2 separate regions of the Homo sapiens genome follow, and region 2 is linked to region 1. A link is an interaction called in ENCODE POLR2A ChIA-PET data of the cell type or tissue named here. Cell type or tissue: Panc1. All regions are shown on one strand. Each heading gives the region's core, and the rest is flanking DNA. Links, peaks and the distances in the headings are about the cores only. Region 1 overlaps FNBP1L (formin binding protein 1 like). Region 2 overlaps BCAR3 (BCAR3 adaptor protein, NSP family member).

Region 1 (11,341 bases), core at 3,313-8,312:
GGTTAAGGGGGGACTACTATATTTGTAAACTATGGGTCTGAAAAGTGGTTAATACTCAAAATATGTAAGGAACTCAGACAACTCTAGCAAGAAAACAACTTGATTAAAAAAATGGGCTGAGGACCTGAGCATAAATTTCTGGAAAGAAGACATGTAATTGGCCAACATGTATATGAAAAAATGCTCAACATCTCTGATCATCAGGGAAATGCAAATTAAAGCCCCGATGAGATACCACTTTACACCTGTTATAGGACTGTTACTAAAAAAAGGAAAGATAAATGTTGGTGAGGATGTGAAGAAAACGGAACCCTTGTACATTGTTGATGGGAATGTAAATTAGTGCAGCCATTATGGAAAACAATATGACAGTTCCTCAAAAAATTAAAAATAGAATTGCCATATGGCCTAGCATCCCACTTCTGTGTATTTATCCAAAGGATAGGAAATTAGTATGGTGAAGAGATACCTGCATCCACTTTCTTTGCAACATTATTCACACTAGTCAAGATACGGGATTGCTATGATTTGAATGTTTGTGTCCCCTCCAAAATACAAGTTGAAGCTTAATCTCTAATACAAGAGTACACATTAAGTGCCCCTTCTCTGAAATGGTTGGAGAAGACCAGAAGTGTTTTGGATTTCAGATGTGTGTGTGTGTGTGTGTGTGTGTGTGTGTGTGTGTTTTTGGGATATTGAAATATTGGCATTATACTTATCAATTGAGCATCCCAAATCTGAAAATCCAAAACCTGAACTGCTCCAATGAGCATTTCCTTTGAGCATCATGTTGGCACTCAAAAGGTTTTGGAACATTTCCGATTTTGGATTTTCAGATTTGGGATGCTCAATCTGTTTTAAGCAGTGGGGCCTTTAAGAAGTGATTAGTCTGTAAGGGCTCTGCCTTCATGGATGGGATTACAGCCCTTATAAAAGGACTTGAAGGAGAGAGTTCACACTTTCCATTCCTATTTGCCCTTTTGGTGTGTGACGACATAGCACCAAGGCGCTGTCTTGGAAGCAGAGAGCAGCCTTCACCAGATACCAGTTTTCCTGGCACCTTGATTTTGGACTTCCCAACCTCCAGAACAATGACAAATAAATTTCTGTTCTTTATAAATTACCCAGTCTCAGATACTTTCTTTTAGCAGCACAAATGGGACTGAAACAGGAGGCAACGTAAATGTCCATCAGTGAATGAATGGATAAAGAAAATATCTGTTTTCACAGTGGAATACTACTCAGTTCTTAAAAAGAAGGAAATCCCAGGCACATGTTTTCAGGATCTCCTGTGGGATGTGTCACAGAAAAAAAAGGAAATCCGGTCATTTACGATAACATGGATGAACCTGGAGGATTTCATGTTAAGTGAAATAAGCCAGGTACAGAAAGACAAATATCACATAATCTCACTTACATGTGGAGTGTAGAAAAGTTGAACTCATAGGAACAGAGCAAAATGGTCGTAACCAGAGGCTGGGTGTGGGGAGAAGTGGGGAGATGTTTGTCAAAAGACTTAAACTTTCAGTTATGCAGGAAGAATAAGTTAAAGAGATCTATTGTACATCATGCTGACTACAGTTAATAATGTATACTTGAAAGTTGCTGTAAGAATAGTTTTATATCATAAATATATATAATTTTTACTTGTCAATTAAAAATAAAAATAGGTTTTTTATGTTTAGTTTTCTTATCTTTGCATAATATCTGTAACCTCCAAGTTTGCATTTTTTTCTTTGTCGGTTTTGGTTTCTGTCTTTCATGTTAGAGGCTTTCCTCAAGTATTTTATGATTCCAGGACTCTGGAAAGATGTCTGTTAAAATTAGGGCATACTGAGCTCTGATATGCTCTGCCTGTAAATTTAGAGTTTGGATTGTTTGAAGTTTTTGATCCTTTTAAAGGAATTTTGCTTGTTTACGCTGGAGTGTTCAGATCCCTTTTTTCTTTTCCAATCCTTTTGTGAAGGCCCAGGAGGTATGCAGGGTCTTCCCAGGGTAGAAGCAAGTTGAAGTGTTGATGTCACATATACCATTGCTGTTTATGGTGTTGGGAGCACAGTTTGAATTTTTTCTTAATCAGGTGCTTAAACAAATAGCTTGTCTTATGTAACAAGAAATTTGGAGGTAGGCCGTCACTGGCGTGGGTTCACGAGATCAACACTCTCAGAGTCAGCATATGTGCAATTGTTTTGGACTTTCCTTTGTAGTTATAAGGTGATAGTTGCAGTTCTAACCATCGTGTTTGTATTTAAGGCGCAAAAAAAAAAGCAGGGAACAACATCAACAATGTTTGCCTCTTTATCACAAATGCAAAAGCTTTTCTAGAAACCCTACAAAAAACATCTCCCTTATTCTCACTCTCCAGAGCTGGGTGCATTGTACCTGAACAAAATTAGGATTCTGTTAGGAAGAAGAGGAATAGGTATAAGGTATGCCAAAGCAAAGAATATAAGATCTCTGTCTCCAAGGAATTAATGATGGCTTTGTAGAGGGAAAACAAATATGTGGATATTTGAATTATTACATGGGAGTTAAGAAAAGGATAATAATACAAGTAACTGATCTGACATTTTAAGAAGAGATGACATCTTAAGGGATCTCACAAAGCCCACCATCATTTTAAGAGGCCTGTTAGTGAAGGACTCGTGTGTCTTAGCTGGACTCTATGGACCACTTCTTACTTGTCACACATCATGCCATGCTGACATCACCTGCCAGAATGGAAGGGTGTTTTGAGCAAGTATCCAGAATTGATGGGCAGTGCATGGTGGAGTTGACCTGACTCAAGACAGATGAGAAGATACTTTAGGGACTGAGGAAAGAGTCATGAAACAAAAGGCCAGAAATTTATTTTGTGAGTAGAAGATTTCCCTGGATGTTGGAAACAAAGATCTATATTTAACCCAAATCTCTTAGTCACCTAAATATAATACCAAGCTATAAATTTGTCTACAGAGAATAAGAGGCCATCAGCCTGGAGTTACTTTTTTTTTAAATTGATAGACTTTATTTTTTAGAACACTTTTAGATTTACTTAGAAATTAAGCAGATATTTATTATTCCTTCTGCCCCAGTTTCTCCTATTATTAACATCCTACATTAGTATGGTACATTTGTTATAACTAATGAACCAATATTGATACATTATTATTAACTAAAGGCCACAGTTTATTAAGGTTTCCTTAGTTTTTACCTAATACCCCTTTTTTTGTTCCATATTACATTTAGTTGTATGTCTCCTTAGACACTTGGCAGTAACATTTTCTCAGACTTCCCTTGTTTTTGATAACCTTGAAAATTTTGAGGAGTACTGGTCAAGCATATTGTAGGATACCCCTCTATTGGAAAATGTCCGATGTTTTTTCATGATTAGACTGGAGTTAATGGGTTTTGGGGAGGAAGACCATATGCCATTTGCATTACATTATTTCAAGGGTGTCTGTTATCCACAGGATTTTATCACTTTTGGCATTGATCTTGGTCACCTGGCTAAAGTAGTGTTTATCAGATTTTTCCACTGTATTTTTTTTTCCTCCTTTTTCTATACTGTACTCTGGAAGGAAGTCACTATGTATAGCGAAAACTGAAGGAGAGGGGAGTTATGCTCCCCTCCTTTATGATAAAGTATCTACATAATTTATTTAGAGTTCTTTTGCATAGGAGATTTGTCTTTTCTCCTCCATCTATTTATTCATCAATCATTTATTTATATCAGTATGAACTGATGGATATTTGCTTTGTACTTTGAGTTATAATCCAAGACTACTTCATTAGTTTTTTTGCTCAGATTATTTCAGCTTTTGACTGTTTGAGCTCTTTCGGTTGGCTTTTGTGTCCTTTTAACACACTGCCATCAATAAGGATTTTCTTTTAAAGCGCTTCCTTACTTTCTGGGACTGTAAGATATGTGATCCAGGCTCATTTTGTGCATTTCCTGCCCCAAACCTAGAATAAGCCATTTCTTCAAAGAGCCCTGGTTCATTTTGTTGTAGAATAGTGTTAGAAACAGATCTGGGTGCTGGGTATGCTCATTGCTACTGCTGTATCATTTCTTTTAGGACCTCTTAGCTTAACAAAAAATACATGTTTGTATATTAACCTGTGTATAAGATGCTCCTTAGGATGGGGTTGTGTTCCAATTAACCAGTTGTAAAGTTGAAAAACCATAAGTTGGGGACCGTCTGTGTACATATTTATAAATATTTCCTTATGTAACCATCTGTATTAAATCTGAGTTCTCACTGATGCCTCCAAATCTAATCCATTACCACATCTATCTTTCTAGCCTCCTTCCTTGCTTATCTGTAAATTCCTACTCCAGTGATTTTCTCTGCCTGCCATCCATTTGCTTAATCGTTTATTTCCAGTATATATGTATTGCAGTACCAGAGTTGTTAACCCATATCCCTGTGGGAAACAACTCTGTCAACTGGAGTACAGTGATTATGTGCAGTTCCTTTGCATTTGGTTTTAGGCTCTTCGTTTCCAGAGTTACTTACATCACCTTTTCTCATGCCCTTCAGTGAGTTTGTTTCATACATTTGTAAAACAGATTCTCCTATCACATTTTACATTCTTTCCTGAGATTCTGTGACCTAAATGATTTTTTAAACTTGCATACATTAACTTTCATTCTTCGTGCTGTGAAGTTCTGTAGGTTTTGACAAGTGCATAATGCCATGAATCCAAGATTCCAAGATCATGTAGAATAGTTTCACTACCCTAAAAATCCCCTGTGGCCTACTTCATACCCATAAGGGTGGCTACCATGAGAACAACAGAAAATAAATGGTGTTGGCAAGGATGTGAAGAAATTGAAACCCTTGTGCACTTTTGGTAGGAATGTAAAATGCTACTGTGCTGTGGAAAGCAGTGTGGTGGTTTCTCCAAAACTTAAACATATGATTCAGCAATTTCACTTCTGAGCATATACCCAAAGAATTGAAAGTAGGGTTTTGAACAAAGATTTACTGAGTAGCTACAGTACATACGGATCTTCTCCTTGTAATTGTAAAGATATGTACAATTTTCTCTAATTTATGCTTATTCAATATAGGAACCTTAAATCTGGTATACTATTTACTAAACACAATATTTGTATTCTGAAAATTGCCTCTATGTTTCTATCATATGTCTCTGGAATCCCAGTTACATGTTTGTTGGATCTTCTTGCTCTATCCTCCACATGAATAAAACATTCATTATTTATATTTCTCTACTGTGTTCTGTTTTCTTTTTACAGATTTTTTCAATAAATTTTATGATAAATTATGTTAATTGGTTGTTTGACATGTTTCCAATTTCAATCATAATATGTTGTTTTCTTTTCTACAAGTACTATTTTGTTCTTTTCCAAACAGTCAATTTCTTGTTCTTTAATCATACTTTCAATAGCAGTCTTTAAACATATTAAACATAATTATTAAATTATTACCTAATAACTTAAATACCTAGTTTGATGTTATTGCTGTCATTCAAGATGTGAGCTATTTACTTGTGGGTTTAGTGATTCTTAATCAGAAGTTCATGTTACTTTAAATTTATCTGCAGGAACCATTGAGGCTTGAGTATAACATGTGTTCCTCCAGAAATGATTTCTATTACTTCTGTCAGGTACCTTGGGGATGATACCAACCCAGAATCCATATAAGCAATAATTTTGACTTGGGGGTTTCTCAGGGCCACAATAGTCATAAGATTTAGGCTACATAGCTACATAAGTAGAAGTTTGAGGCTAAAAATCATCAGGGGAAACTTTTTCTGTTCCTCTCAAACTAAGGCTGAGAGAATTATGCATATCATGGTTTCATTTTGTGGGGTCAGGTTTTTCTGTTTTGCTCTGAGAGAATGTTACCCTTTGGGAGGCCCTGTTTCAGTGTCATGAGGGTTGTCTCTTTTTTGGGGGGGGGGGTTCTTTTTTATTATTATACTTTAAGTTCTAGGGTACATGTGCACAACATGCAGGTTTGATACATAGGTATGCATGTGCCATGTTGGTTTGCTGCACCTATCAACCCATCATATACATTATGTATTTCTCCTAATGCTATCCCTCCCCCAGCCTCCCACCCCCCAACAGGCCGCGGTGTGTGATGTTCACCGCCTTGTGTCCAAGTGATCTCATTGTTCAATTCCCACCTATGAGTGAGAACATGTGGTGTTTGGTTTTCTGTCCTTGTGATAGTTTGCTCAGAGTGATGGTTTCCAGCTTCATCCATGTCCCTGCAAAGGACATGAACTCATCCTTTTTGATGGCTGCATAGTATTCCATGGTATATATGTGCCACATTTTCTTTATCCAGTCTATCATGGATGGACATTTGGGTTGGTTCCAAGTCTTTGCTATTGTGAATAGTGCCACAGTAAACATATGTGTACATATGTCTTTATAGTAGCATGATTTGTAATCCTTTGGGTATATACCCAGTAATGGGATGGCTGGGTCAAATGGTAATTCTAGTTCTAGATCCTTGAGGAATCGCCACACTGTCTTCCACAATAGTTGAACTAATTTACAGTCCCACCAACAGTGTAAAAGTGTTCCTATTTCTCCACATCCTCTCCAGCACCTGTTGTTTCCTGACTTTTTAATGATTGCCGTTCCAAATGGCGTGAGATAGTATCTCATTGTGGTTTTGATTTGCATTTCTCTGATGACCAGTGATGATGAGCATTTTTTCATGTGTCTGTTGGCTGCATAAATGTCTTCTTTTGAGAAGTATGTGTTCATATCCTTTGCCCACTTTTTGATGGAGTTGTTTGTTTTTTTTTCTTGTAAATTTGTTTCTTTGTAGCTTCTGGATATTAGCCCTTAGTCAGATGAGTAGATTGCAAAAATTTTCTCCCGTTCTGTAGGTTGCCTGTTCACTCTGATTGTAGTTTCTTTTGCCATGCAGAAGCTCTTTAGTTTAATTAGATCCCCTTTGTCTATTTTGGCTTTTGTTGCCATTGCTTTTGGTGTTTTAGTCATGAAGTCTTTGCCCGTGCCTATGTCCTGAAAGGTATTGCCTAGGTTTTCTTCAAGAGTTTTTATGGTTTTAGATCTAACATTTAAGTCTTTAATCCATCTCGGATTAATTTTTGTATAAGGTGTAAGGAAGGGATCCAGTTTCAGCTTTCTACATGTGGCTAGCCAGTTTTCCCAGCACCGTTTATTGAATAGGGAATCCTTTCCCCATTTCTTGTTTTTGTCAGGTTTGTCAAAGATCAGATGGTTGCAGATGTGTGGTGTTATTTCTGAGGCCTCTGTTCTGTTCCATTGGTCTATATTTCTGTTTTGGTACCAGTACCATGCTGTTTTGGTTACTGTAGCCTTGTAGTATAATTTGAGGTCAGGTAGCGTCATGCCTCCAGCTTTGTTCTTTTTGCTTAGGATTGTCTTGGCTGTGTGGGCTCTTTTTTTGGTTCCATATGAACTTTGAAGTAGTTTTTCCAATTCTGTGAAGAAAGTCATTGGTAGCTTGATGGGGATGGCATTGAATCTATAAATTACTTTGGGCAGTATGGCCATTTTCCTGATACTGATTCTTCCTATCCATGAGCATGGAATATTCTTCCATTTGTTTGTGTCCTCCATCTCCTTGAGATGGAGTCTAGCTCTGTCGCCCAGACTGCAATGCAGTGGTGCAATCTTGCTCACTGTAACCTCCGCCTCCCAGATTCAAGCTATTCTCCTGCCTCAGCCTCCAGAGTAGCTGGAAGTACAGGTGTGCGCCACCATACCTGGCTAATTTTTGTATCTTTAGTAGAGATGGGGTTTCACCATATTGGCCAGGCTAGTCTTGAACTCCTGACCTCAAGTTATCCACCCGCCTTGGCCTCCCAAAGTGCTGGAATTACAAGCATGAGCTACCGCGCCTAGCCAAAAGTAGGGTCTTAAAGAGATATTTGTCCACCCGTGTGTATAGCAGCATTATTGACAATAGCTAAAAAATGGAAGCAACCCACTTGTTCATCAGCAGATAAATGAATAAACAAAATTTGTTATACACATACAGTGAATATTATTCAGCCTTGAACGAAATTCTGACACATTCTATAAAACATGGATGACTCTTGAGGACATCATGTTAAGTGAAACAAACAGGTCAGAGAAGGACGAATATTGTACAACTCCGTTTACATGAGGTACCTATAGTAGTCAAAATTGGAAAGAAGGAAGTAGAATGATGGTTGCCAGGGAATAGGGGTTGGCAGGAATGGGGTTATCATTTAATGGGTATAGAGTTTCAGTTTTGCAAGATAAAAAGAATTCTGGAGATGGTTGGTGGTGATGGTTGTACAACAGTATGAATGTATCCCAGGACCACTGAACTGTACACTTAAAAATGGTAGAGCCAAGCATGGTGGCATATGCATGTTGTCCCAGCTACTTAGGAGGCTGAGGTGGGAGGACCATTTGAGGCCCGGAGTTTGAGGCTGTAGTGTGCCATAATTGTGCCTGTTAATAGCCACCGTACTTCAGCCTGGGCAACATAACAAGACCCCAGCTCTTAAAAAAGGTAGGCTTGGCGGTGTGCGCAATAGTCCCAGCTACTCTTGAGGGTGAGGTGAGAGGATCACTTGAGTTCAGGAATTTGAGTTCAGCCTGGGCAACAGAGTGAGACCTTGTCTCTTTCTAAACAAAAGTTAAGATTGTAAATTTTACATTATGTGTATTTTACCACAATAAAAAATTGCTTCTCTCCTCCCCACAATTCCTTTGTGCTTGCCCTAGTCATCCCCTCTTCCCGTGTAACCACTGATCTTTTTACTGTGACTTTTCATTACCTCAGAAGGAAAGCTGTTGCCCATTAAGAGTCACTCCCTTCTTCTCCCTCTCCTCCAACCCCAGCCCTAGGAAACCACTAATCTTCCTGTCTCAACAGATTTACCTATTCTGGACATTTCATATAAATGGAATTATAGCATATGTGGTCATTGGTGACTGGCATGTTTCAGTTAGTTTAAATGTTTTCAAGGCTCATGCATACTGTAACATGCATTACTTTGTTCTTTTTTTTTTAACTGAATAATATTCCCTTGTATGCATATACCACATTTTATTCATCCATTCATCTGTTGATTGACTTTTAGGTGTTTTCTATTTTTGGCATGAATAATGCTGCTGTGTGCTGTGAACATTAACGGACAAATTTTTCTTTCTGTGTTTCTTGGAGACAGGGTCTCGCTCTGTCATCCAGGCTGGAGTGCAGTGGCACAGTCTTGGCTCACTGCAGCCTCGACTTCCTGGGTTCAAGCGATCCTCCCACCTCAGCACCCCATGTAGCTGGGACCACAGGCACGTGCCATGACGCCTGGCTAATTTTTATATTTTTGGTAGAGATGGGGTTTTGCCATGTTGCCCAGGCTGGTCTTAAACTCCTGGGCTCAAGCAGTCTGCCTGCCTCGGCCTCTCAAAGTGCTAGGATTACAGGTGTAAGCCACTACACCTGGCCCGATGGACAAGTTTTTGTGTGTATATATTTTTCTTTCTCTTGGGTATATACTTAACAGTAGAATTGTTGAGTCATATGGTAACTCTATTTTTAACCATTTTAGGAACTCCCAGACTATTTTGCATTTTATATTACCACCAGGAATGTGTGAGAGTCCTGATTTCTGTATATCCTTGCCAACGGTTGATATCATCTGAATTTTTGGTTATAGCCATCATAATTAGATATAAAGTAGTATCTTATTGTGGTTTTGATTTACATTTACTTGATGACAAATAATATTGAGCATCTTTTCTTGTGCTTATTGTTCATTTGTATATCTTTCCTAAAGAAATACCTGCTTACCTCAGTTAACTTTTTTTTTTATATTTATACTTTAAGTTCTAGGGTACATGTGCACAACATGCAGGTTTGTTACATAGGTATACATGTGCCATGTTGGTTTGCTGCACCCATCAACTTGTCATTTACATTAGATATTTCTCCTAACATTATTCCTCCCCTAACCCCCCACCCCCCAACAGGCCCCAGTGTGTGATGTTCCCCTCCCTGTGTCCATGTGTTCTCATTGTTCAACTCCTACTTATGAGTGAGAGCATGCAGTGTTTGGTTTTCTGTCCTTGCGATAGTTTGCTGAGAATGATGGTTTCCAGCTTCATCCATGTCTCTGCAAAGGACATGAACTCATCCTTTTTCATGGCTGCATAGTATATTCCATGGTGTATATGTGCCACATTATCTTTATCCAGTCTATTATTGATGGACATTTGGGTTGGTTTGAAGTCTTTGTTATTGTGAATAGTGCCGCAATAAACATACGTGTGCATGTGTCTTTATAGTAGCATGATTTATAATCCTTTGTTACCTTAGTTAACTTTTAAGTATGAATGTTCACCATAAATTTCTGTGGTAGTATGTACTAGTAAACTATAAATAAAAACTAATATTGATGGCAGTGGTACTGTTTAAGAAAAGGAAAAATTGCCAGGCAGGAACTCAGGAGGCTGAGGCGGGAGGATCACTTGAGGCCAGGAGTTTGAGATCAGCCTGGGCAATATAGCAAGATCTTGTCTCTAAGAAAATAAAAATAAAAAAATTAGCCTGACATGGTGGTGCACACTTGTCGTTCCAGCTACTTGGGATCACTTGAGCCTGGGAATTCAAGGTTACAGTGAGCTATGATCATGTCACTGCACCACTGCAGTCTGGGCAACAGAGTGAGACTCTGACTCTTAAAAGAAAAAAAGAAAAGGAAAAATGTAATTGTGGTGTTAAAGTACCATATTTGTCCTTGATATTCCTCCCTGAACTTGCCAGCCACTCTTTTATACTGAGATGTTTGGTTTTGGCATTAATTTAAGAAACTTAAAATCTAAGTGTGAATGTTAGCTATGCTCTCTTTTCTTTCTTTATTTTTTTTTGAGATGGGTCTAGCTCTGTTGCCCAGGCTGGAGTATAGTGATGCTGTCATAGCACAGTAACCTCAAACTCCTGGGCTCAAGTGAGCATCCTATCTTAGCCTCCAGAGTAGCTGGGACTACAGGTGTGTGCCACCAAGCCCAGCTAATTTTTTTGTGTGTGGATACAGGGTCTCTTTATGTTGCCCAAGCTGGTCTTAAACTCCTGGGCTCAAGCAGTCATTCTGCCTTGGCCTCCTAAAGTGCTGGGATTACAGGCATGAGCCATCACACTCAGCCTTGTCTGTTACTTTTTAAAAGAAACTTTTCCACTAATTGGCTCTCCAGTTGGCTTGCTTCTCTTGTCTCTGACTATGGATGGGAGTCTTTGTTGTTGTATAAGTAGAAAGCTTTCTTATGTTGTTAGATGTCAATAGTTTCAGATATGAAAGTCCAGGAAATGGGCCAGGCACGGTGGCTCAGACCTGTAATCCTAGCACTTTGGGA
Region 2 (11,341 bases), core at 3,725-8,724, 150 kb after region 1:
CAGACTGAAGTCTTAGAGCAGAGCACTCTGTAAGCAGGCAGCAGTAACTTAATCCTACATGACAAACTAATTACATTAGAATCATTGTGATAGGTGCCCATGCCTTCTTTGATGTTAAACCCCTGTTACCTTTGATCCACAGTCATTCTCTGGGCAAGGTCTCTTGCACACATTCCCATCCTGCCAGATCATGAAGCTGTTGCTTTTGAAGCTCAGTTTTATTTTGATAGAACACCAAGGGACTGAAAATTATTTCTCACTGATTTTGTTCTGAAAACTTCGGGTAGAATTCTAAGCTTGACAGAATGTAGCACATACAACGCCAACAAATGTGGCTTCTTTTCTTCACTAAGATCACCCACTCACTGGTGAAACTGCTCAATGTACTCATTGCACTGTAACGTCTCTCTCCATCCCTTCTTGACCCCAGTGAGTTTGCCCATCATGTTTCTTACCCCTTGATAAACATCATTTACCTACAGCCTCACTCAAAGCTCAGCTCCAAGGGGGTCTCACCTTTTCGTTAATAGATAAACCGAAACACGATGAGATTTCCAACAGGCCATTTGTTAACATCTTGCCACGCTGAAAGCCCTGGCGGGTACCTTCCGTCTAGATCAAATTTAGATGATGACTTCCTGGAGCAGCCCACAGAGGACCAGACATCCAAATCACCCCAAGAGGCAGGCCTGTATTCTCATTCCTCCTAGAGAGAAGTCGGATGTGCCACACTTCAGAGGAAGGCCGAAGGTCAATGGGTGCACTTAATCATTATTGGACTAGAGAAATGAAGGGCTTTGATAAAAGCTAAACACCAGTCCAACCTACTGTGAAAACCCTGTCTAAACTACTTTGCTCCCTTTAACCATGTCCTCGAGCGACTTTGAATAATATCTCTCTTGCTTTCACAGGGCTGGCACTTGGGTTAAAAGAAACAATGCAAGTGAAATATTAATCGCTGAGTTCAGCAGCAAGATTACACTCAGTAATAGTAGTGCTTTCTTAACATCTTTAAAGAATGAAAAGAACAAAGACTGCCCTGGCTAAGGCAGACCCTAATAAAAGAGTTTGAAAACCGGCTGATCAGAGTTCAAAATGCTAGAAGATCCAAGCCAGAAATCCTCACCACTGGTAATTCAATCTTGTTAATTCAACATCTTAATGCAAATTATGAATGATCTGGAACACAGCTATTCATCAAACCAGATGTCCTATTTGCTCTTCAATAAGAATGTCAGCAAATCAAAATCAACTTAATTCAAATACTCTCATTTCCTAATTCACCTTGAATGAATGAGATGAATTAGGAAAAGGAGAGTACTGAATGAACAAAATGCACCGTAGTTGAAAGACACCCAAAGATGTAATTGGAAGGAAAAACAAGATATGCCAAACACATGGAGGAAAAGCCAAAGATTCAGACAGCCTTCCAGCGTGGGGTGTAGAACAAATGACTTTCAAATTCTCTCTCTCCAAAATAGTACCATGACTAACTACCATCTTAGAACTCTGCTCTGGGACAAAGCGCATCACATGTCAGTGCTAAGTACGCAGCAGGCTTGCAGTAAAACAAAATGATTCATCACAAGATGGGTTTTGGCCAGACATCAACTGCACCACTTTCAATATACAACTCACAGGTCACTTTAAAGGTATATTCCTTCTAGAGGAGCTCAAAGCACTAGATACCCACATATCTCATTTAACAAGCATTTTAAAAAATGCAAACAGCAAACATCCTACATGTCATGCAGAGAAACAGAGAACCAGAAACTGGACTTAAAGACACAAGATACTCAACCCAATACAACTCAGATCTCATGAGTTCATACAGCATTCCTGTGGGCTAAACAGTGAGCAAGAATGTTTACATCTCACAAGAAAATAGGGTGGTGGTAGGGACAGAAAGAAAGAGACAGGTGAGAGTGGTGTTTAGAAGGTAATATCATGAAGACCTACTCATTAATTACATGTGGAAAATGAATAGGAGGAAGGGGCATGGGCATTCCAGAAAGATGACTGAGCCACCAACATCCAATAAAAATGCACGAGGGCATAGTGGGTTTGTGGAAGAAGATGTAGAACTAAGGTCTGCTGGGCCTTCTGGATGGAGTCACTTACTGGGCCATGGGGTCCAGGTGCTATGGACATAGGTTGACTGGAGAGCCTATCTGGAGAACTACGGCTTGGGAGTCCTCAGTATAGAGGGGTATTCTATCCCAACTTTCACCAAACAGATGGGATACAGCATGAGAAGAGGGCTGGGGGAGGCTTTTCAGAGGCAGACTAGAAAGAGAAACCCAAGAAGACAGTAGGACTGGACAGGAAGGACACAGGAGAACAAACAGAATGCAGTGTCCTGGAGGTTGAGAAAGCTGATTTCAGGAAGAAATGGTCAACATTGTCAAGTGCTGCAGAGAGTTCCAATCATATCAGAATTGGACAGCATCCGCTGCACTTGGCAATGTGCAGGTCACTGGTGGCATAAAAGGGGCTGAGTGGCCAATGGAAAGGGAGGGAGTAAAGACTGTGTTAACTTACAAGTGAGAGTTTATGCATGTATGATATACAGAGGGACATAATAGACACTGGGGACTCCAAAAGAGGGGCGGAGGGATAGGGAGTGAGGGGCTGACAAATTACCCATTGGTACAATGTTCATTATTTGGGTGGTGAGTACATTGGAAGCTCAAATCCCACCGCTATGCAATATATCCATGTACAAACCTGTGCATGCACCCCCAGATCAATAATTTTAAAAAGACTGTTAACCAGCTTCGGGGTGGAGGAAGATGGGGACCAGGAATGAGCATGGAAACGAGGAGGGTTTTTAACATGGGAAAGACCACAGCATGTTTCTAAGCTAAGAGGAAACACGATCTCGTTATGAGAGTTAGAAGGACAAGGCCTGAAGAGAAGGTGGAGGGAGGAAAATTAGGGTGAGCTGAACTAGGACAAGCAGGACAGATGGGAGGCTTCAGGGGCCCAGGGAGGACACAGGCATGAGTTAGGGGGATGCTGCTGCTGCTCCTCAAACTCATCCCACACATAGAGTCCAACGCCCAAGCTCTCACTCACTCCGCATCCAAGCCACTTGCTGGGTCCCCACTGCCCTTAAAAAAAAAAAGGCCCAGCATGCTCTGTTCCCCAACCACCTCTATGGGCTCATCTCCTTCCACTCCTCAGCTTCAGCCTCAAGCTCCCGTATAGGAAGCTCTTTCCCTCTCCTGTGCCTTTTGTCCCTATGGCTCCTACAGTGTTATCTCCTTCAGGAAGTCCCCTGATCCAGGGCTGGGTTAAAGACCTCTCCCTGGATCTCACAATAGGCTGTGCATCCTTCCTGCCTTTGCACCCACCACAAAGCACAGCGTAAGCTGCTTGTATCTCCATCCGCCCACCAGACACAGCAGAGCTCCTTCGGGCGGAATGTTCACCTCTGTCTTCCCCCTCCTAGTAGGCCCTCAGTGCACATGCTAGGGGTAGGCTGGGGAAGGGCGATGAATCAATGGCTTCTGAGTCAGAGGCTGGATGGATAGTTCCTCAAATCTCATCTTACTGAGAATCCAGATTTTACTCATCAGTCCTTTCTACATAACTATTTTTGTAAAAGCACACACATATCTAGAGTAGACACTGGGGAGAGTTCTTCTCCACAAGAACTAAAAGACATGAAACATAGCACTTTCATGAGCTAGACAGAAAAATAGGCCATAAGATTCTCATGGCCAGAGCCAGATTTCAACAGTAGCTCCTGGCACTGTGGACACACACTGGAAATACAGCTGAGGCCAGAGATGGTGTCCAACCTCCTGAGGCTCTCCTTTCCTTCCCAACCAGGACAGGCTGAGTCTCCTCTGCTGTTCCTGGGGATACCCAAGATACCCATCAGCTAAAAGGCCCCCAAGCTATCACTGACAACATCTTTAAACCCAGCAACAGGCCTGGGTCCCCCGTGCACTGCTGACCTCTCGCGCAGGCTGTGCGGGGAGACCTTTGTGGTCGGAGCACACCAAGCCTCCAGCGTCCTCCCCAGTGTTTAGCATGGCCCATCCCTCTGCAGTCCTGGAGGTGCTGAATCCACTAACAGAATTTTCCCAAGATCCCAATCCCGTCTCTGCTTCCCACTTAGGTCTCTCCAACAAAAACAAGTTCTTGGCCAGGATCCCAGCTCCAGGGTCTGCTAGGGAACCGGGTCCTGGGACACAGGCTCTGTCAAGCATGTCTTTCCCCTGATATTGAAACCAGATCCCACCCAACCAGATGCCAATGGAATGCATTTAAGCCTCTTTCAAAAAGCTACACTGTCCTTTCTTTTTGGAGGGCTGGAGAGATAAGTGAGCAACTAGCAGCTGCCACGAGGAGGGGCTGAGTTACTTGGAAAGACATTTCCTGCAAGGCTTCTTCCACCTTGCGCAGCTCGTGCTGATGGTGCATCTGCCCCACTGACAAAGGCAACTCAGGCCATCGTCAATGCTGGGATGTGTCACCAGTCCCCAAGCTGTCACCGTAACAGACAGACCAAATGACCAGCCACAGGGAAGATGAGCAGGGCCTCTGCTGCACCACACACACGCACCGCCACAGAAAGACAGTTTCACATGAAACCAAGTTCCAGGGGCCTGGCACTCTAGGATGGGCAGATGTGACTCCTCAGGCTGTAATATGGATTCCAAGAGGCTCCAGATATTTTTTTCAGGGTAGGGGAAATGACTTTAAAGGAAAACAAAAAAGAAACAATACTACATAGCACTTCCTGGCTGCAAAGACAGTCGAATATAAGTCTAGGAAAGCACATGTCTAACATCCCTGCCTTCTGTGGCTGCTCATTGACAAGACCATGGCCACTAGACTTAAGGCCTGGTTAGCTGAGACTTACTGATTCCATCTATCCACAGGCACCACACCCCAACCTCTCTATCTGCGCTCTTTCAGAAAGGTGGCTTTTCCGCCCTTGCAAGGTAATTCCCGTCTCTTAGGTTCCTCTGACACAGGCACCCCTGACCTTCCTCAGGCGCAAACATTGACAAAGTGACAAGTTTCAGCTCCTTTGTCCCCTGTCCACAAAAATACCTAAATAAATAAGTTACTAACAGTCAGAGACACAAGGGGCCAGAAGAGGTAGGGGTTTGTTTCCAGTGCCAGCCCCAGAAATGTGACCCATTGTGCTTTTTACCAAGTTCCTCCTCTAGCTCACCAGGGACCTGGGGGCGGGCCTGCCAGCGGCCACTCCCTGTGCTCCCCTTCCAGGCTGATGCCTCCCTGCCTGCCCACACCGGGGTACTCCACGTCTCTACACTTTGTGCGTGCTCCTCTCTCCACGAAGAAGGCCAATTCTCCTCCTTCTCTGGATAACTTCGACTAATTCACCAGACTCAGCAAAGGCTCTGCCTCCCTGCAGGAGGCCATCCCTGATCCTCGCCACTCCTGCCCCATCTATGCCAGGCATGTGCCTCCAGGGAGCCACAGCACCCTCTAAAGAGAGCAACACCAAATCAGTGATAACCGATCGTTTCCTTCAACCAGAGTTAAATGTCTGCAGAATGCCCACCAGGCATGGTATTACAGCAGAGATCCCCACTGGACCAACAACTCCCACTGGGTCCCCAGCACCGACACATCCGAGGTACCACAACCGGTGACTGCTGAGCTGAACTAAGGATGCAATGGGATGAAAGCCAATGGGGAAATGTGCCTCAAATACTTATTAACCCCTGGTACAGGAGGCCTGGCTGCTGGGATTATTCCTAGATCCTCTGTGACTTCTCTGACCATGTCACACACTAACCTTCCCAGTGAACCTTCTGCTCTGAGCAGGCCTGGCCTTCTGCACTCCTGCAAATGCCAGTGGCTTTTCTATCTCTGAGCTACTGGGTCTGCTGCTCCCCCAGGCTGAAATGCCGTCCCTATGCCATTCTTTTCTTTGTCCATCCAAATCCCCAGTTATTAAAAAAAGGAGAAAAATTTAAAAGGGGTTACCTGTTCTTAAAAACAAACAAACAACAACATCAAAAACAAAAACAGTCCCACATCCTCCCTGAAGCTTTCCTAAAAACTAAGGCTCACACTGTTCTCTCCCAACTGAACTGCAAAATAAAGTATTAACATACACAATATCATCTTATTTTAGGCGTCAATTGTCTTAATATAGTACAGTAGAAAGAACGCTAGCAGCCAGGCATGGTGGCTCACACCTGTAATCCCAGCACTTTGGGAGGCCGAGGTGGGCAGATCACCTGAGGTCATGAGTTCAAGATCAGCACGGCCAACATGGTGAAACCCTGTCTCTACTAAAAATACCAAAAATTAGCCAGGTGTGGTGGTGGGTGCCTGTAATCCCAGCTACTCAGGAGGCTGAGACAGGAGAAGGCGGAGGTTGTAGTGAGCCGAGATCACGCCATTGCACTCCAGCCTGGGCAACTACGTCTCAAAAAAAAAAAAGAAAGAGCACTAGGCTTCAGCCCAGAAAATCTGCTTTCTATTCCTAGTTCCCCACGAAATGATTCTGGGCGGGCTGTTTCTCTGAGCCTTGGTGTGTCCTCTGCGGAAAGGGTAAATTATTGCCCTGCTCACCTCACAGAGCTTATTTTCAGACTCCAGTGAGACAAAGTTGTTGAAGTCTTCATAGCATAGAGAGCTTGTTTTGAGACTCCAATGAGACAAGATGTGAAAGAACTCATACATTTGAAAGTCTTTTGCAAATGTAATGAAGTGATATTATGACCTAATAATATCCTTGTGGTAAGTCTTTGAAGGCAGGAACCATGCCTCAAATCTCATTTATTGCCCCACACCTCCCACAAATCCCTCCCCACCTAACAGAGGGCTTATGCATGGACTTTACATTCAACACCCATTCTACATTCAACACGCATGGACTTTAGAACTTGAATATGTCTGTTAATGTTATGATCTGGAATATCTCCATTACAAGTTTCTTTCCACTGGGCTTAAATAAAACACTTTCGTCTTTTTTCCCCCAGAAAAAAGATCCAGTAGTCTTTTATGTAACGGCTGTCTACTGTGAACCCCTTCGGGATATTAAAGTCATGACCCTCAACATGGCTGGAACATCTTGTATTTGGCCCCAACTCTATGAGGGCCAGCACATCCCTGATCCTTCTCTCCATTTTCGGCCTCCCATTTAATTCCTTTCCAAGGTCTTTATACACAAGTCCGTATGAGGCCTCTAAATACATCCTAAATTCTGTAAGACCGCTGCAAATAAGATCTTACTCTCTAAAAACACCTGTATAATCATTCTCCTATGTAAGGAGGGACCCTCTATATTTTTAGTTTTGTTCCCATACAGCAAACACTATTAATACCATCGTACTTTCTCCAGAGATGATATGGATTAGACCAAATGGAAAGTTACCATGGCTACCGCAGTGTTATTTTTGGTATGAGAAATTCATGCCAAGAGAAGCAGTATACATGGTCAAGAATTGGAGCTTTATTTCCTCTTTGCTATCAGGCAATCAATCCCAATTTAATTTTGAAACTCTAATTGCAACGGAAACTAATTATGAGCAGCAAGATCTGGAACCCCTAATTAAAGTGGGAGTCAATAAAGCGACTCGGCATTATCAACTGGGGCACCACTGGCAGGATGGGGGATTAAGTACAAGCAGATTTCTTTCCCAAGTAACTAGCTAAGCAAAACAAAACAGGGAGACTCATCTTGAGGGTGCAGTTGGTAAACCCTAAGTTGGGACCGAGGGCTACAGTTTCCAGTGAGTGAGCAGCTCAGGCCTTCTCTCTGTGCTATGAAGACTTCGACAAACTGGGAATAGAGTAGAAGTCCAGGCGGAAAGAAGGGTGTTTCTACCACAGTCAACCACCAAGAGTGGCCACGGTGGAGAGATAGAGAGTGCACAAGCTGAAGGACAGCTGGACCCGACTACCCCATATATTAAGTGGCCTTTTCTATATATTATGTAGCCTTGGGGCCGTAACTGCAGACCAACAGGTACCCAAACAGAAACTCATCCCTCAGACCCAGATATTTATAGGCTGACTCCCTCATACACCCAATGCTGAGTTGCACTTCACTGAATTAGCAGAAGTTGGCTTGTGGAAGGACTTCTATTAGAGTGAAACCCACTGCCAATCCCCGAAGTGCACCATACCCTTTGGGACCTCCTAGTCTATCTTGGAAGCTTTAAAATACTGTTAATGGCATGACTTCATCTGCCCCACACTTGAACGATCCATATTTAGGCCAGAAACCACATGGATCTCGCATCACTTCACTGGGCTCCAGGACAGAAAGGGGCTCAAGTCAGGAAGGGAATGCTTCTAACCAATGATTAATTACTCATCCTCTGTCAAATTTCTTGACAAAGGGACAAAAATGAACACTCCTACCAGGGAGCAAAATCAATGGAAACTCACCCTTTTCCCACTCTGTATATTTTTAAACAAAAAGGTTTTCTCCCACTAACAGGTAGTTTTCCTGATTTTTTTAAAAGCGTATTGAGAAGAAAGAAGCAGAACATCATAACCCTGCTGCAGCCTTTTCAAAGGTAATGAATGAGCCAGTCCCACAGGAGAGGGAGCTCTGCTTCAGGGTGGGAAGGATTCCTTGAGAGCTTTCAGAGTCCAATTTCCCAGGAATAAACGAGGTCCGCAGTCAGGCTGGGGCCGACAGGCTTTTTCCAAGGCAGACAAACCCCAAGATCCACGAAAGCCTATATTAATCTTAATTCCTAGTGCGTCACAGGCAGGCAAATAGAACACAGGCCTCATCTTGAATTAGCCAAAGGAGGTTCTCTGAATATTTTCATCAAAATAGTGTATTGACATATTATACAAAGCTCTTGGCACCGGTGTCTTATAACAAATGTTAAAATGTGAGCAGTAAAGACAACAACAGTTCTGAACCCTGAGATGTTTTGAAACCTGGCTGCAATTTGAAAGGAAATATTGTGTGGCTTCTGTACATTATGTACATTATTGATAAGTAATGGACCAGCAGGATAAACAGAGAAAAGGGCTCAGCTACCTTGTGTTCGTTAGAAATGAAGGAAGAGAGACAAAGAGAGAAAGAAGAAAAATAGCTCTGTCCTATTGAGCTACTTTAGTATAAAATTTCAGCCTACAGAGAACTGAAAGTGTCCTGAAAAACAGCTTCAGCCCAAAACAGACAAGGAGCCCTGTTCTGTGCCACTGGGTTCTGCTTCCAGGGGAGGTACACCACTAGGGGCTCTTGAAGACCCATCAGTCAAAGAAAGCACCTCTGTTTTCACAATCAGCAAGCTGCAAACTTTTATCTATTGCCCTTTAGGAAACTCATGCTTTCAGGGTCCCCCAAAAGATTGACAGATGTACTTTATTTCCAAACCAAACCTACCTTGACTCCAATGAAAGACTTGCGGTGATAGAAGCAGCACAGAGCTGCTGAGAGGGCGTGGAAAGCACTGCATTCCTTAGGCATCTTTCGGTCTTCAGTCCCGGGGACCACACACTTTCTTTAGGGTTAAAAGAAAGGGGGCTTCGGACGTTAAAGCCCTAGCCCACCACAGCAGCTGTGCTGTTTCTGCCCAGAAGTCAGGGAAGTCGGCAGCCGGGGGAGTGAGTCGGCTCCTTCTCCCAGGCTAGTCTGGGACTTTTCCCCTCTGCTGAAGCCAATACGATCCACTCGCTCAATTCTCGCAGGCTGGTGTCCAGCCTGCCATGCACACAGTGCCAGAAATTCTCATGTGACCAGACTTGCTTTCTGATGAAATTCTAACCCCTCTTAGAAGAGGCCTTGGGCTTTAGCTGTCCCCTCAATTTAGAGACCAGGCAGAAATCATTAGCAGCCCCTCTCCCCCGACCCAGAATTTCCTTCTGGGGCTGAACTGTACCATGCGACCTGCTCCTAGTGGTTCTGTCTGCTTGTCACTCCAGCACCCAGAGGTTTAAGGAAGCAGGGTAAGTTGTACATTCACACCACCTTGTTATGAACAGAGGCTCCTTTGAGGAAAGGAGGTGGCCTAAAAGTGACTTTCCCTAGGAGAAATACTAGATGTACTAAGTAACCCAGGCAGGATCCCTGTCCTCACTCTCCCAAGCCCACCTCCAGAGCTGTTTATTTTTAATTAAGATGCTCCTGGCAGCCAGTTTGCAGCTGATAACGTTGGCACAGCCATCACTACTGGCAAAGCAATATTGCCTTTTGGTGTTTAATTAGCAAGTCTGTCAGCAAACACCCTGAGCGCCCTATGCCCTCCCACCTGGCTGTGCAACCTGTTGGGAGGATGGGGACTGTGTACCCACTTCTGACTCAACTGTTTGTCCTATACCTTCCTTTAAATCCTTCACTTTAATTACTCATCGCCACTCTGATTACCCACTTTGCGTAACCTAGATCCTGCACACAAACCTCGCATCCAACGCAGCCAAGCAAGGCCCTCCTGGATTCCCTGCGACCTGAGGCCTCTACCCCTACCAAGAGCCACATAACACCTTTAGGGAAAACTAACTGCTTTTCCCTTCATTCCAGTTATAGCGGATGCTCAACGAGTTCTTTTTTTTTTTTTTTTTTTTTAATCAAATCCAGATTTCTGCCTGTAGCTCTTCCTCTCCTATCCTACCGCTCCAAATATTAACTTTTTGTGGCTTCGGCCTCAAATATGGAATGTGTCCTGAAGCTTTCTAAAACTTCACACAGGCAGAAACTTGTAATGAGGAAGAAACAAGATCTATTCAGTCCAGAAAGGAACAATACCAGATGAGGCATGAGGGAGGTATGAGAAATATCCAACGGGATTAGCGTCAAATCCTCGGGAGACCTTGGCCTTTGGACTAGGTCAAGTCTGCCCACAAAAATAGGAAATTGCTCTGGGCCCAGTGAGCAGGTATGGAGAGCCACAGTCTCACACCCACGCAAGGGCAAGGGCCCGGCCTCATCAACGTGTCAACATGGGGATGGAGCTGCTAAGTGAGGCGCTATTGCCACAGCGAGTGTGGGCGATGACTTCCTTTCTGCTTTCCTCCCTCACTCATTCTCCTCTCTGACTCTGGAGGTCTGGTCTGCAGTCTTGACGGCTCCCAGGCCACAGAAAGTCCACCAGAGAACCTAGAAGGAAGCACCAAGGTGGCAGAACTCAGAAGGGTTTTCTGAGCTGGAAGAGCCCTTGAAGACTGTCTGGTCAGTGGGTCCCCACTGTCCTCGAAGGTCCAGTACCGCACCTGTGAGGAAGCGTTTTCTGGCTTGCCCTCATTTCCGTTAGATGGAGTTCAAAGGGTAAGTCCGTGTGAGCAGCCAGGCCCAGGCCCCAGCAGTTCTGTGAGCATGACTCATCAATCAGGCCATTAGCCACCACAGAATGGGCCATTTTCACCTGGTATTCTCCTT

The links. ChIA-PET counts read pairs that join two places held together with the same protein. Peaks named below come from ENCODE experiments on the same cell type or tissue, not always from the same donor. Only the 100,000 strongest peaks of a DNase experiment are listed, where the experiment ranks them.
Region 2: POLR2A ChIA-PET joins it to region 1 with 23 read pairs; 3 of 35 experiments call an interaction of 5 or more read pairs at or near these places.

The regions. Positions count from the first base shown.
Region 1 is chr1:93,459,294-93,470,634 of GRCh38, forward strand. The region is part of intron 1 of FNBP1L (formin binding protein 1 like); the gene reads left to right. Among named protein-coding and RNA genes, the nearest start is that of FNBP1L, 17 kb to the left of the region's middle. In Panc1, for the core only: no CTCF peak of the experiment used is centred there; no DNase peak of the experiment used is centred there.
Region 2 is chr1:93,604,495-93,615,835 of GRCh38, forward strand. The region is part of intron 3 of BCAR3 (BCAR3 adaptor protein, NSP family member); the gene reads right to left. Among named protein-coding and RNA genes, the nearest start is that of BCAR3-AS1, 18 kb to the left of the region's middle. RefSeq lists enhancers at 5,202-5,765, 9,000-9,653, 9,654-10,306, 10,960-11,341. In Panc1, for the core only: no CTCF peak of the experiment used is centred there; no DNase peak of the experiment used is centred there; H3K4me3 peaks cover 921 bases; H3K27ac peaks cover 795 bases.